3 separate regions of the Mus musculus genome follow, and regions 2 and 3 are each linked to region 1. Evidence: chromatin loops called from intact Hi-C (ENCODE). Cell type or tissue: left cerebral cortex. All regions are shown on one strand.

Evidence for each region. A loop is a pair of places that touch in the nucleus more often than their neighbours do. Peaks named below come from ENCODE experiments on the same cell type or tissue, not always from the same donor. Only the 100,000 strongest peaks of a DNase experiment are listed, where the experiment ranks them.
Region 2: it touches region 1 in a loop (2.1-fold over the local background); 4 of 42 quality-filtered maps call a loop at or near these places.
Region 3: a loop joins it to region 1, with 2.3 times the contacts of the local background. A loop is called at or near these places in 3 of 42 quality-filtered maps.

What each region holds. Positions count from the first base shown.
Region 1 is chr5:76,655,812-76,660,811 of GRCm38, reverse strand. It overlaps a transcript of Cracd not described here. Among named protein-coding and RNA genes, the nearest start is that of Cep135, 70 kb to the right of the region's middle. In left cerebral cortex, a CTCF peak has its summit at 3,111; DNase peaks (open chromatin) are centred at 2,162, 2,427, 3,122 and 4,409; H3K4me3 peaks cover 2,260 bases; H3K27ac peaks cover 1,303 bases.
Region 2 is chr5:76,706,043-76,711,042 of GRCm38, reverse strand. It overlaps a transcript of Cracd not described here. Among named protein-coding and RNA genes, the nearest start is that of Gm34369, 69 kb to the left of the region's middle. In left cerebral cortex, no CTCF peak of the experiment used is centred here; a DNase peak (open chromatin) is centred at 2,911.
Region 3 is chr5:76,760,017-76,765,016 of GRCm38, reverse strand. It overlaps a transcript of Cracd not described here. Among named protein-coding and RNA genes, the nearest start is that of Gm34369, 15 kb to the left of the region's middle. In left cerebral cortex, no CTCF peak of the experiment used is centred here; DNase peaks (open chromatin) are centred at 1,194 and 2,429.

The DNA of each region.
Region 1 (5,000 bases):
AATGAGAATAAAGATAAACTGTCCTGCCTTGCTTACGTTGATATTTCGCAAAGGATATGTGCATACCATTTCATCTGACCCTCACACAATTCCTTCAGGACAAAGGAATCTTACAGAGGAGGAAGCTGAAATTTTAAACTACTTGCCACACAAAGGGCTTGTTACAAGGACAGGCGGTTTCAAGTGCAGTCCCCCAACTCAAGAAGTTGGCATATTTACCCACTCTTCCGTGTATAGAGTGTATCCAGGGTGTAGACTTTAACTAGACTGTTGTTTTCTAGGGGAGCCCAGTGTCTCAGAGGAGGTTGTGATTCGGGGCCAAAGCACCAGGCGTGCGATCCAGCGTCTGCCCCTGGCACCATTGCTTTAGTGGCAAGAGTTGGCAAGTCATTTAATCCCGCTGTGTCTGGATTTCCTTACCTACAAATCACAATGATAACATCTGCCCTGCCTCTGCACAAGGAGCCCGTGAAAAACAACCATGCTCAACAAGTGAAATGTCCTCCTATTCCTATTCAGCTATAGAGTGGCATCACAGAGACCACCCGAAAGGCCCCATGTTTCATGAATATGCACATCAACTATGACTGTAAAAGTAAGGCTCTAGGCTTTCATGGACCCACATGTGGAAATGCTTTGCAGCTCTTGACACATAGTAGGTCTTCAGCAAATACTCATCACTGTAAGCCAGCTGCACCTGTGTGCATTCTACTCATTTGCATTTTCTTTATCACTAGCTTGTTCCACCACTAACTACTGAATACCACTCTGTGCCTTGGCAGAAACAGACTGTGGCTTGATGTAGAGGCACACACCAGCAATCCCAGCATCCTGGAGGTGGAAGCAAGAGGATCAGGAGTTCAAGGCCGTGCTTGGCTAAATAACGAGTTCAAAGCCAGCCAGGGCTAAATGAGACTCTGTCTCAAAACAAAACAAAACAAAACAAAAACAAACAAACAAAAAACAGCGAAAGATATACAGATTGCAAAAGCAGACAATAACTGGGCTCCTGCCGTACAAGCATGAGGACTTGAGTTTGGGTCCTCAGTACATATGTAAAAGCTAGACATATGAAGGAGGTACTGGTGGGGCGGGGCATTGGCCTGCCAATCCAGCCAAATTGATGTGCTTCAGGTTCAATTCAATAAGAGACCCTGTCTCAAAATACAAGGAAGAGAATGATGGAGAGCGTTAGACCGTTAGCCTCCAGAAGCTACACGTGTGTGAACGGATGGGTGCATGCACACATACACGATACACGCACATGAGTAGTACACATAGAAACATACATAAAACGGACAAAAATTGCTACAAAATTGCATAATAAGAAAACATAAAATGCAGCTTTCCGCCTAGCAGTAATAACTTCTGCTGTTACAGTGTTTGTAGATTATGAAGAACCATATAGTTTTGTTTTTACCTAACTCTAATGTCAGCACTATTACCTTCCTGGCTCCAAATTCAGTGCTCTGTTTATATTGAAAAGTCTTGAAAGTCTCTCAATTGTCACAGGTGACTCTAAACAAAAACTTTGGAGTAAAATTTAAGTAAACAATAGTAAAAAAAAATAATAAGGTTTTATTGCAGGACCCCACCCCTCACCCACACACATTTATGAGTTAGCATAATGCAACCATATAACCAATTCAAGATACATTTTCAAATGTTTCTTTTTAAAATTGGCCTTGAATTTCTTTTTTCTTATAGGCAGTTTTCTCTGGGGGAAAAAAAAAGCCAAGCAATAAAGGTGGTGGCCAAGGTGCCTTCCTTTTGTCGACTCTTTAAAAATTACTCAAAATCGATCACTGTATTCAGATACCCGAATCACAGACAATGCCAAATGACCGCTAGCCATCTTATTATATAATTCAACAACTACTGGAGGTAATTTTTACGGGGGAACATTGATTTAACTGACAGTTTAATTAATTGCTTATTTGCCACGGGATATCTACTAAAACCTTTTACTAAAACTGCCGTATCCTTTGTATTCTAACCACTCCCCTGCCACTGCTGCCACCTCCCCATCACACACACACACACACACACACACACACACACACACACACCCTCACCTACACCCAGTGCCAGATCAGTTTCCCGGCCTGTATTCGTAAAACCATATTAAAATTTCACAACACATGGTCACAGTTACTAGGTTTTCTCCACCCTCCCCCTACACTGAATCAATGTCTTCACATATACATTTCCCCCTTGAAATCCACAATTCGGAAAGCCATTGAGAGTGTGCAAACATCTAACATAAAATTCAAATGTCTGTTCTTGGCTGATACTCGGTTCTTTTTTTTAAAGCCATAGTACCCCACCCACTGCATCCAAGGGGTTAGAGGTCCAATCTCGCCACCACAGAGCTCTGCAAGAAAGGGCGGTTATAGCTGCAGGGAAACAGCCGCGATGGAAGAAGATAAGGCGAGCCCATTTCACGCCCCGGCGGCGTGCGGTGCCCGGCTCCAGCCCTGGGAGGGAAACCTTTGTTCGCCTCTGCCATCAAACTGGTAGCTCATCAGAACTGGGGCAACAAGAGTTTGTGCGCATCGGCTCTCGGCAGAGGTTAAACAAAGCCATGCAGCCTGGGGACCCGGCTGAGCGTGTCCGCGTCTCAGCTCCTGGTTAGCGAGGTCCCGCTCTGCGCTGGGGACCCGGGAACCGGACAAGGCGCGGGAAGGAGCGCGGGGCTGAGCGAGTCCCACGCTCTCGGCAAGTTCCCGGGGTGCAGTCCGCTCGCAGGTTCCTCCCAGGGACCCACGAATGAGCACGCCCCGCACAGATCCAGAAGAGAGGGGCTGCGCCGCGCATGGGGTCGTCGCCCCAAAGACCTCCGCCGGCCGTGCTAGCCCACGCCCGGGGCAAGGTAGGAGTCTCGCTCGGGCCCCGCCAGAGAGAGAAGCCACCCGCTGCCCATTGTCTGTTCTCCTCCGTCGCCGGAGGAGAGCTCACCTGCGGTTTCGCAGGGCGCCGCCGTGGAGAGAGGGATTGGCGAGAGCCGCGCGCCCCGGGAACGTCCCAGCCCGCCGAGCCTCCGCAGCAGCAGCAGCCCCAGCAGCGCGGCCGGCTCTCAAGCGCCCGCGGCCTCCATTGCTCTCCCCGCCGCCACCACCGCGCGGCACTGCGCGCCCAGCCCCGCGCGCCGTGGTCACATGCTCCGCCCGCGCTTGCCTTGGCCGCTCGGACCCTCGCCCGCCCCGCCCGGACACCGCCGCGCTGCCCGCCGAGCTCCGTTGGTGCATGCCGGACACTTTGCACCCGGGCTGACTCGAAAGCAGGAGTTAGCCCAGGACACCGTGTGGGACTTACCAGTGCCCTCTCCACCGCTGCAGGAATGGCCAGATCTAAGGCTGAAGGCGAGGGTCGAGGCGCACCTTGCAAGGGGCAAGAATCCAAGACTGTCAGTCACCACCTTCTCTGGAAGTAGTCCGGGTCCCGGGTACCAGCATAAAACAGTAACTCGAGTGACCTGGACCATAAAGAGGTTTCACCCTGCATGGTCCAAGCTATCAGAATGGATCTGGGACTCCTGAGTCGCACAAATGGAAAGATGTCCCTCCAGAGATATAAAAAGCTAGCGATTGTATTGCTGAGTTCCAGTGCATTTGAACACAGTGACATCGGTCATTATTGTCCTCACTCATAATGAAATTAAATATTGACTTCGATATCTTAGAAAGATTATCTTGTCCTTTTGTGGGTTAGTCAGAAGCAATGAGACTTAGCTCCATACTTCCTGTCATGGCTATTTCAATAGAAGCGTTGGAACTCAAGTCTACCGGGCCTTTTGATGCTGCAAATACAAAGATACCAAAATCTAGGCGTCTTATTTATTACTAAAGCAAAAATCTTCTGTGACAAAAGACGCAGAAAACCAACTGTAACATATACTCTATAACGAATCAAAGGTCCCAGTGTCCAAAACAGGACCACTAATTTCAATGCTGATGGCAAGCGTGATTCAGAACTGATACGGGATAGTTCCAGTGCATAGCGGATTAGTTAACTGGGCTTTTCTGGATAACTTGTTGTTGTTGTTGTTGTTTTGGGTTTTTGTTGGTTTTGTTTTGTTTTGTTTTGTTTTGTTTTGTTTTGTTTTTCCAGACAGGATTTCTCTGTGTAGCCCTGGCTGCCCTGAAACTCATTCTGTAGACCAGGCTGGCCTCGAACTTACAGAGATACATATGCCTCTGCCTCTCAAATGCTGGGATTAGTGTATTGTTTCATTGATCATTGCTTACATATATCCTAAACTATTCCTCAAAATAAGAATAATAATGAGTTTTAGAGAATTAAGTTAAAGGTTCCTTTAACTTTGGTTTAGTAGCAATAGAAATTTTTAGAAGCTCAAAATGAAATCTGGGCAGAGTATACAACAGGGATCTTTTTCTTGGCACACTATACTCTTGACTCTGTGCCAACTGCACAAGAATCACTCTATAGTAATTCAAATTCACATAGTGTGGGTTCTACTGACTTTTCATTTTGTAAGACAAATATGGCAACTTATACGCCATTAAATCATCTAGAGAGTTGATGCTCATATTAGAATATTCTAGTGCCAGACTTTATGCATCATACCTCAAATCGGAAGCTAATAGGAAACTTTGATTATCTTTTGAGCTATTTGCCTTGGCTTTTGACTATCACATCGTATCGATAACAGCTCAGTCCACCGGATAGTCAGCATGGAGCTATTAAGTTTACCCTAGAATAACGGAACTTTCAGACCAGATCCTGCCCATTGAGGGGGTGTGGCTGCAGACTAATGGAAGCTTTCAACGTGGCTCTATAGTAAGCTGTCCTGCTGGAAAGGTGACAGGTGACAGAATATCTTTCTTCCGACTTCTCAAGCGTACTGGTCCATAGTTCATACCAACAAAATATAGAAGGGCAACGGGATATATACAAAAGAATTATATAAGAATAAACTCAAAATACATGTTAAGCATAAAGGTAAGACCTAAATCGATCAGAGTCTTAGGGAAAAAAAA
Region 2 (5,000 bases), 50 kb before region 1:
ACATACCCTGTAAGCTCCAATTGCCCAAGGATGGGCAGCTTCCTAGAATGAATGCTGGAGATGCTGTTCACGTAAAATAACAGGCCATGTGTTCTCACTTCAGTAAACAAGGTTGGTTGCCCCAACTGCACAGGCCGGGCTCCATCACATGTAGGCGGGAAGTATGCAGGCAGGCAGGCAGTATATCAGGATGTATGCCTGCCCCTAATTGGACAAAGGAGGAAGGAACGTAGTCTTGTAGGTTTGGCCTTTATAGGCACCTGAGTGACCTAATTCAGTACCACGTCTCTGAAAGTCCCAGATTCCGACCTGCCAGTGTTCAGCTTCCAGGCCAGTATTTAACAAAGTTTGCTTCAATCGGACAATCATAGATTTGATCTTCCTTAAAATTTTCAAGTTTAACAATACTAGTCATATATAGGGAGTCCTTTCCTCCCTGTATCTGACAATTGGGGTCTTCCAGATAGGCCTTCTGGGGGGGGTTATCATTAAACTACTACACCTGACCTGACACCCCAAATCCAGCTGGAAGTTCACAATGGCAGTTAGCGTTACCTCTTCAGAAGGAGGAAGGATGATAAGAGCAAGAAGTGGCTAAGCAGTTTAGGGTAAAAAAGACCCCAAAAGAAAAGTAAATTTCCTTCTTGACTAAAAGCAAGAAATGTCCTTGGGACCCTTGGAAGATTCATCCTTGCCAGAGGACAGAGATACCAAAAGTGGCTGGGGAATTCTGATCTGCGTTCTGTGTGTTTTAAAAGTATATTTCATTGTTGCGTGGGTGGCCTATGGAGAGTGTCTTGGTTGAATGAATAAACAATAATCCACTGTATTTCACAGCCTGAGTATCCTCTCTGCTATTACCTGCCACTGTCACTGCGTAAATGATTGAGAAATTATTGCACCAAATGAGAATCGCCCTTTAGTCTTCTTTTCCCATAGACATTAAACAGTAAGTTCCTGGCTCCACTCCTTTCATTACTTTACACAGTCTAAGTATCCAGGAACAAAAGCAAAACAAAACCATTTCCTAGTCATCCAGTCTAATAAAGGGTGAAGATTTTCAGGCGGCATGACCAGTGTGTCTGTCCTCAAAGCTCCTGGAGTTTGTGGCTCTGTTACCTCCACCTACTGAACCAGCGGCCGTTCCTCCTGTAGGCTTCTAGACACCTTGAAGTCAAGCCTATCTTCAGGATGCAATTAGTGCTATGCATGAGTAGTCAGGAATGGATACATGCATGACTGAATGCATGCATGCATGCATGAACGCAAGCATTCAGGAGCACATGGGGTAGGACCCGTTACCTGACGATCTCTAAGATATCGATTTTTTTTTGATTGATGATTGGCCTATGATTTACAAATCTTATTGGCATTGTACATGTCCTCACTATCACTAATGTGTCACTAATGTTGAATAGCAACAAATTATAGGACAGACTTTTATTAGTGTCAGGACTTATAAAGCATTTATGAAAAAACTGCTCATTTTGTGTTACTATAAACAATACAAAAATATGTAAGATAAAATGTACCACACACACATGTATGATATGATATATGATATGATTTGATATGATATGATATGATATGATATGATATGGTCATGTCATGGTGCATGTGTGGAGGTCAAAAGACAACTCTGTAATGAATCTCTCCTCCCACTGCAGTGGTTTTAAATATATTATCAATATAGTACAACCATTAGTTCCCATATGCCCCACCTCACAACCCCTGAAAACTGTCATTCCATTGACTGTCTCTATGAACCTCGCTACTCTAGGAATCTTGTATAAATAGAGTCTTACCATTTTTGTCTTTTTGTGATGAGTTTATTTCACTTAGCACATTATCTTCAAGATTAAGTACAGAAAACAATTTTAAATATTTTATTTTTTAAAAAGCCACAAGTATGGCCCATGTTCACAAGTGTGTGTGTTTGTGTGTGTGTATATGTGTGTGTGTGTGTGTGTGTGTGTGTGTGTGTGTGTGAGAGAGAGAGAGAGAGAGAGAGAGAGAGAGAATTTAGAGATAGGCCTTACATGGTTGCTGAAGCTGCCTTGGAACTCACTATGTAGCCCAGGCTAGCCTCAAACTTGAAGTCTTGGCCTCTCGAGTGCTGGGATCACATGTACACTCATGTACACCACACTCGCAGCGTTTGAGGCATGTGTTTTTAAACTGAGTAGATTTCCTTGTGGAAAGGCCAGTGCACAAGCCTGTTAGGAATCTGAACTGCCCTTTGAAAAGCTCTACCAAGCCCAGCTCTGTTTACCGTGCCCTATATGCTCGTCCTGGTTCTGCAGAGTGGATTTCGGAGGACCTGGGGTTGAATTACAGCACCACCCTCTCTCTGATCTTGTAAAACAAAGGTAAAGTCTACTTCACAGAAACGGAGATCGCAACCTTAAGTGCTAGATAAACCTGGCTCCACTTTCTCTTCCCCTCTCTCATTCTCCACCCCCCTGCCATCAGCCCCTGTCTCTGTCTTTCCTCTCTCTCCCTCTTCTTCCTTTCTTCCTCTCTCTCTTCTCTCTCTCCTCCTTCTCTCTCTCCTCCCCAGCCTCTTCCCCAAGTGTGTGCTCCTTCATTATGGGGCCAGACCGTTCAGTCCGACCTTTCTGAGTCACAGAGCAGGAGCAATACCCCTCACGGAAATGGATAAAAACTCTCCACACCCGGGGAACAGAGGGGCAAACGGGGCTATGGGCTCTGACAAGGCCTGCTTTCCTCAGGACTCAGATCACAACCGGTTATTAGAAAAAGAGAGTGGGCAGAGGGAAGCACGCAGCAGCAAACACGGAACGCTGACTGTCGAGGACACAGTCCTCTGATCGCTGATTCTGAAACTGGGTCACCGTACCCTCAGCAGTAACCTTGGAATTCTAACGATGGGAGGACCCAGGCTGCGAAAGCACAGAATACAGAATGAGGTTCAGCGCAGCAATGGCACTGGCAGGCCTGGCTGTATCAGCTGCAGAAACACTCCAAGGTGCGGAAGCGGCTTGCTTCCAGTAAGAACAGAGGGTCCTGAAAAAAGTCTTCTCCCGGCTTCTTACTTCCTCTGCCTAGTTAGTAAACAAATGCAGGGGCTAGGAAGATGACAGCCAGGCTGTTCCTGGCGAAGGCTGTCTCCATATACATCGGGTGAGGTTGGACCTCTTGATGCCTGTAGCATCTTCTGACACTAAAACCCTATTGCTCTAGGAGCAATGGGGTTTGTAAACCGATTCTTTCATTTAACCTAGCATTTCCACAATAGCTTTGCTCTTATGAGCACATATGTACACACAAGCCTAGTGTGTGTATATGTATATGATGTACATGTGTATACACATACACACATATGGGTTTTTTGGGGGGGGGTAAGGGAGGGTTTCGAGACAGGGTTTCTCTGTGTAGCCCTGGCTGTCCTGAAACTCACTTTGTAGACCAGGCTGGCCTCGAACTCAGAAATCCACCTGTCTCTGCCTCCCAAGTGCTGGGATTAAAGGTATGCGCCACCATGCCTGGCCACATCTGTTTTTCTAGAGGGAGGGCAGATCTTTATTCACACTGAACACAAAGTTAATACACCTAATTTTTGAAACTGAAACTAATCTAAGGGGGTGGGGGGAGGGGGAACCCTAACTAAGCCAAAGGAAAAGATTTCCAATAATACGGTTTAGGTACAACGTCTGTTTCAGTCTATGAATTACTTTTTTAATCTTCAAGAAAAGTATAGGTTTTTTTGTAGACTTGTCAGGCAGAACAGTTGCCAGATTGTAATAAAGTTCTACTTCCTCTAGCTAGATATCTCTCTGGAATGTTTTATCACCTTTTTTTTCTGTCTTGAGATTATTATACGATGATCATAAATAATTCACTTCTTAGGTTACATTAAATGGTTTTAATGAAATATTTAAAACTTTTAAATACTTGACATTTGGGGAGCTATTTTTTTTAATGCATGTTTGTTTTACAACCAAAGTTATATAGACACACTGAAGAATCACAGTGTTCTACAGGCCTTGTCACAGAGTAGCTGTGCCTTGTCCATCCCTGTGTTCCCTGACTCCCAGAGGCACCCGAGTTCGGGACTTTGAGTATTTATTTCTCTAGGCATATTACTCCTCATTGGTTGCATTTGCTACTTCTGATTTTCCTGTTTTTCTTTCCGTCTTTTAACTTCTTACCCTGGGGGTCAGTCCCTCACATATTCTCGCCACCGACTCCCCCCACCTTCCCCACCTGCAACATCAGTTTACCATTCTGTCCTAGAGACCTGTTTACACCAATCCTGGATGAACACTACGCACAGCTGAGACATGTGTCCCTAATGACTATTTGTCATTTCTTCAGGAACTCCAACATGGCCGCTCCCCTCCTACCCCCAGTGACTGACTGTTTATGTATTGAATTCCAATTACTTTCACAACCATCCACAAAGTGCACCTTCTCTTGGCAAGTTAAATCAGGCATTCTGTCAATTTTGCTAGGTGGGACCGAGGCAGGAGGAGCAATGGCCTGTCTGCCAGCCTGGGCTATGTATAGTGAGAACCTATGTCTCCACATCAAAACCAACCTTGTTGCATCCTCGTGAAGACATGCATGGTCCCGAGACTACCAGCCTATCCCTATTGGAGCTGATCTGCCTTGAGATCTTTTTTTCTTGTTCCATCCTGAAATTTACTTTGACTGCTATGTGAAACATATTTCCTGATTTCCACAGCTTCCTTTTCTTTTTGATATCCTGCCTTGATTTTTTAAAAAAGTAATTTCCCAGTAAAGGGAGTCTGAGAGGGTATGTCTGTGTGTGGCTGACAGGCATCACTGTCTGATGAGCTCCGCAGCCAGTATAAGCACTATTACAGAAATACACATCCGATGAGTCTCACAGCTAGCCTAAGCACTATTACAGAAACACACAGCCTGGGCATGAAAAGCGAGGAACCTGGCCTCAAAACCACCTTCAGTTTTCTAGTAAATACATGTGTGCCTTCTTTTAAAACCCGTGGTAATTA
Region 3 (5,000 bases), 100 kb before region 1:
CTGAAGGCAGTCACTTATTTCTGAGCCTTCGTCAGGGCTCAATAGTGTGGCATAATGGGCTGATGGTGGAAGAGGATGTGATAAAGACCTCCAGGGAAAATGCCATGGGCTCAAGGAAATCATCATCTGGTAGGAGAGAGGACCTATTTACTAAGTCACAAGCCAGGTAGAGCGGAAGCTCTGCATAGAATGGGGTGCAGAGAGACGTCCGCAGGAACTGCTGTGGGAGTCCACTGGAAAGAATCACTTCTGAGAGTGGGAGGGGAGGGTCAGAGGGCCTGTCATTTGCAAATGTGTTTAAAGACAGCTGAGTCCTTAGGCTGAAGAAACAGAGAGAAGTGTGTGGATGGAGCACAGACAGTTGCTACTGTCTCTATGACAGGCACCATTTAAGTTACAGCCCCAGGGTTCCCAGGTGGGGCAATATGTTAGGTCCTGGTAAAAACTCGTCCTTATGACTGCCTTGTCTGGCCTCAGTTGGAGAGGATGTACCAACCCTGCAGAGACTTGAGGGCCCTGGGAAAGGGGATGCCTGGGTGGGTGGGGAGGGGGAGCACCCTCTCAGAGGCAAAGGGGAGGGGGAATGGGAAGAAGAACTGTGAGAGGGGCAAGGTCTGGAATGTAAATAATTAAAATAATTAATTTAAAAAGTCCATATTTGTTAGATAATCAAAGCTGTGAACCGGGGCTCTAGCAGAATGGCGACACTTGTTACAGGTTAAAGAACCATATTTATCATCAGTTCTTGAATGTGAAGTTCAAGTTCTGCCTCCAGTGCTCCTCTAGGGCTGTTTTCCACCATGGGAAGGACTTGGTGAGGCTTGTGCCCAGCATTCTCAATACCCCAGCCTTCTTCCTCGTTCCCCCGGAGCTCTGAACTTCAGAATTAAAGTCCTTTATTTCAGAGAACTTAACACCAGTTCTGTGGCTGTGCATATAAATAAGGTTTGTTTTTTTTTTCCCTCTCCTTTGATAGGAAATGGTAGTGGAGACCCCTCTCCCTGCTGACTTTAGCTTTTTCTGTTCAGGGTCCATTTTGGTCTCCTTAGGAGCAAAACTCTTACTGTTTGTCCTTTGTACGCCTCAAGTGCAGAGCTCTGCCTTTTCCGTGGGAGGCATTTGGCATGTTTGCCCAAATGCTGAAAGGGCCCTGGGATGTGAACGCTTGCCAGTTCGAGCCAGTGTGGAAAAGAAGTGAAATTTTACTTATTTTAATAAGGCAAAGATTAAAATGGGTGGCATTTTAAGGGTGAGGAGCCGGCATAGTTTTCTCCCGTGGTTTTAACCTCTTTAACTTCTGAGGCTTAAACAGCCAATCAAGAAGCTGCCTTCCCAAGTTACACCAGAAGAAGGGGGGGAGGGTCCCCCTCCCAAGAAGCATGTTCATCTGGCAGGACCTCTGCTGATTGTGGGTCCCCCTTGTTTGTCTGGCAAACACCCTCTTCTCTTTCCAGAGGGCTCACATGGCACGCCTGGGAGGCCCCTCTTCACCCTGTGCGGGCTGTCGGCTTTGCCTACTGCGATCCAGGCACTGTGTGCAGAAAACATTCTCAAATATCGCTAACCACACTTTATCCCGCTATCTGTTTACATATCTGAATTCAGTTTGGTGAAGTTCGGTTCACGTGGCAATGCCCTTGGTGTTTGCTCAAGCTAGATTCACAGGCTCTGAGGCAGGAGGGGGCTCTTGGCTTTCAAGCTGCCTTCTACTTCCAAGCCCCTGCAGAAGCAGGACAAGCAGCCGCAGACAGATGGTAGGTAGCAGGAGGGCATGGCATTAACCCTAGACAGCAGGGTCTCATTTATATCCTTAGCCCCCGGCACCAAGTTTGGTACAGGAGCAGCCACAGGCATGCTAATGGAGAGAGAGGGAGGAGGGGGATGGGGAGGGGGAGGGGGGAAAGAGAAGCAGAAGAAGAAGAGGAGGAAGAGAGGAGAGAAGTCACAAAAGCCATCCCAGTACTCCGCAGGTGTTATTTTGAGATGTCTTGGAAGTAACTCTTTGGGGTTGAAATCTGGGGATTCTGTCCACTCTCATGCACAGTGTGGTAACATGATATTCAACTCTGGTTGGAGAGAAGCCATCGAGAGCTTGTATTTAACTGTGGTCCCAGAGTCCTTGTTAAGGACCTGCCAGGAGGCCTCAGAGGAGAGATGCACAGGTAGTCTCCACTGACTGAGCCACGAGCATGATTCAACCCCATTCTTTGGCTCTGCAGTCTTAGAACATAGGCTCTTTTGTCACCAAAAGAGGATTTACCGGGTCCTGTTTGCCACAGTTTCCCCCTTCTCCACCTGTGCTGCCGTCTTAGGTGACGCCTGGCAGATGGAGAGGGGACTCACGTTTCAAGCCTTCTCAGTCGGCGGCCCCCAGATCCCTTCCTGAGCAAGAACTGCTTCCCTAAGGAGGTCCCCGGGAGATGACAGTATAAAGTATGCCTCAAATTTTCATCCCCGGCAGCTGGTATCATCTAACCCCCTCGGGAGAGAACACGGCTTTGTTGCTTAGGCTGGCAATCTAATCTCTGGGTCCTCGGCCAAAATATCAATTACAGGTTCAGCTGCATGATGGGATACATCAGAGTTCAGGCAACAGGAACAATGGCAGCCTAGGTCAGGGGCTGGGGGGCAGGTGGCTGAAGGAAGTGGGACATATGGCAGGGGTGAAGTCAGGTAAAACTGACTCCTCCCGCCTTTGCAGATTAAGTAATCTCATCTTAAAGTGATGTCAGTCTCCTGAAGCAACTGCAGAGACCGATGCTTCCCTGAGGCAGTTTTCTCGGAGGATTCAATTAGAAACCACGGATGCGCCCACAGCCTATTAGCGCTCCTGAAGTAGGATGAGGTCATCCTTGCACAGCCTCCCTGTCCCCACCAGTCATCCCTGTACAGCCTCCCTGTGCCCACCAGTCATCCCTGCACAGCCTCCCTGTCCCCACCAGTCATCCCTGTACAGCCTCCCTGTCCCCACCAGTCATCCCTGCACAGCCTCCCTGTCCCCACCAGTCATCCTTGCACAGCCTCCCTGTCCCCACCAGTCATCCCTGTACAGCCTCCTTATCCCCACCAGTCATCCTTGCACAGCCTCCCTGTCCCCACCAGTCATCCCTGCACAGCCTCCCTGTCCCCACCAGTCATCCCTGTACAGCCTCCTTGTCCTCGCCTCTGTCCCTTTCAACTTGCCTCTTGCTCTTCTTCTCAGTAAATTCCTAACCTTTCTGGTTTGACCCCAGGCATTTTCATTCCTCCTATGACTTTGTCCTATCTCTCAGATGGAGAACAGCATTAAGCATGTACAATCCTGACTGAGACTTAGACACTCCTCAGAAGTAACTGCCTTTGGCTGGGACACCATTCTTAACCATGTGTCCTCATAGGCATGGAGGTGTTCTGCTCCACGTTGGTTGTAGCTCTCCTGTTGCAGGCATCTCTCTCGAGGCTGCACCTAGTGTACCACTCCTGGTTTGGCCTCACACTCGGGATCGGTTAGGTGAGCTTCATGTAAGAGGCACTTAAATGTAATGGAAAGTAAATGTATTGAGTGTTTCAGAATCTCCTGGTTCGAGTGTATTAAGCAAGTGACTTGGAGCATGGCGTGTGTGTGTGTGTGTGTGTGTACATGTGTGTAAATTTTTTCTGTTTCGTGAGCAAAGATATTGTGTTCCTGTCACTAAGTGTTCTACATGCCACAGAAATTGCAGTATTATTTTCCTGAAAAAGCTCCTAAAAAGGAAAAAAAAAGTAAGCAAGCAAGCATCTGACCTCAGTATTTGTCAGGACCTGAGGGGGGAAAGCAAGCAGGGAGTGACAGGGAGTGAGACCCGGATGAGGAGTCTTTCTTATTTGATGGGAAGGAGAGGAGGAGCCATCCTGAGATGGAGCTGAACAATACAGACGGACTGCATGGCTGTGTGCAGTTTAACTGTGAAGGAAATACACTTAGAATTCCGAGTCACATTGATAAGAACTCGGAGACACTGTTTGGCTGTTTTGAACATGTGCCTCAGAGGGCAGGTGTTAGAAGCTTCGTTTTGAAGGGAATAGTGTTAGGATGTGAGGACTTCCCTGGTCACAAGGAACTGTGCCTTCAAGGATGGACAGATGTTATCCCAATGGACAAATGTTATTGCCGTGTGGCTTATCGTGAGTGAGCACGCATTTGGCCCTCTCTTGCTCCCCAGGCTCGTCCTGTGCCCTTTCTCCTTCCATAGCATGAGAGAACAGGGCTCTTACCAGCTACCAATGGCAGCTGCCTGGACCTTGCAGCCTCCAGAGCCATGAGCCAAGGAAGTCTGGGTTGTTTGTTTCTTTGTTTGTTTGTTCTTTATAAATTACCCAGGCCCGTTTATTCTGTTGCAGAGGTAGGAAAGGAGCTAAGGCAGAATCTAAACCACAGAAATGCATTTATTTATTTTCTTTGGACCTGACCTCGCCTCTCCACACTCTCTCCCTACCCCAGTCAGCCTGTCTCAGCACACTGGCTCTTGGCTATGCCTGTGGCGTGCAAGCTCTGTTCTTTCCTCCCAGCCTTAGATTGCTGCTTCCTCTGCCTGGAATGTGACTTCCTCAGAGGTCCTGTTCCTGAGAAGAAATGCCATGACAGGCATTACAACTCTCTGACCAGGCTTGGGGCATGAATTAAGTGTAATCAGGTGTTTAAATATACCACACATGCCAGCAGGAACACTGACGGCCGTCTTCTTTGACCTTAACCCAGCTTCTCTGAGGTCAAGAGCAGAATGACTCTATTCTTGGGAGGGAGGCAGGTGGGGAAGGTCTCCCAGGTCCAGTGCTCAGATGAGGACTGAGTACTGAACCACAGAGCCACGCTCTGTGATCCAAAATCACCACAGGACAGAAGGCGCCTTCCTACGGCACAGGATGGAATAACAGCAAAAAGCCAATAAAAATAACAGTGACACAATATTTTATGCACCCTATTTGCAAAGGCTCTTCCTATGTTTGTTGGTTTAGTAAAAGAGCTGATGTTCAACAAATAT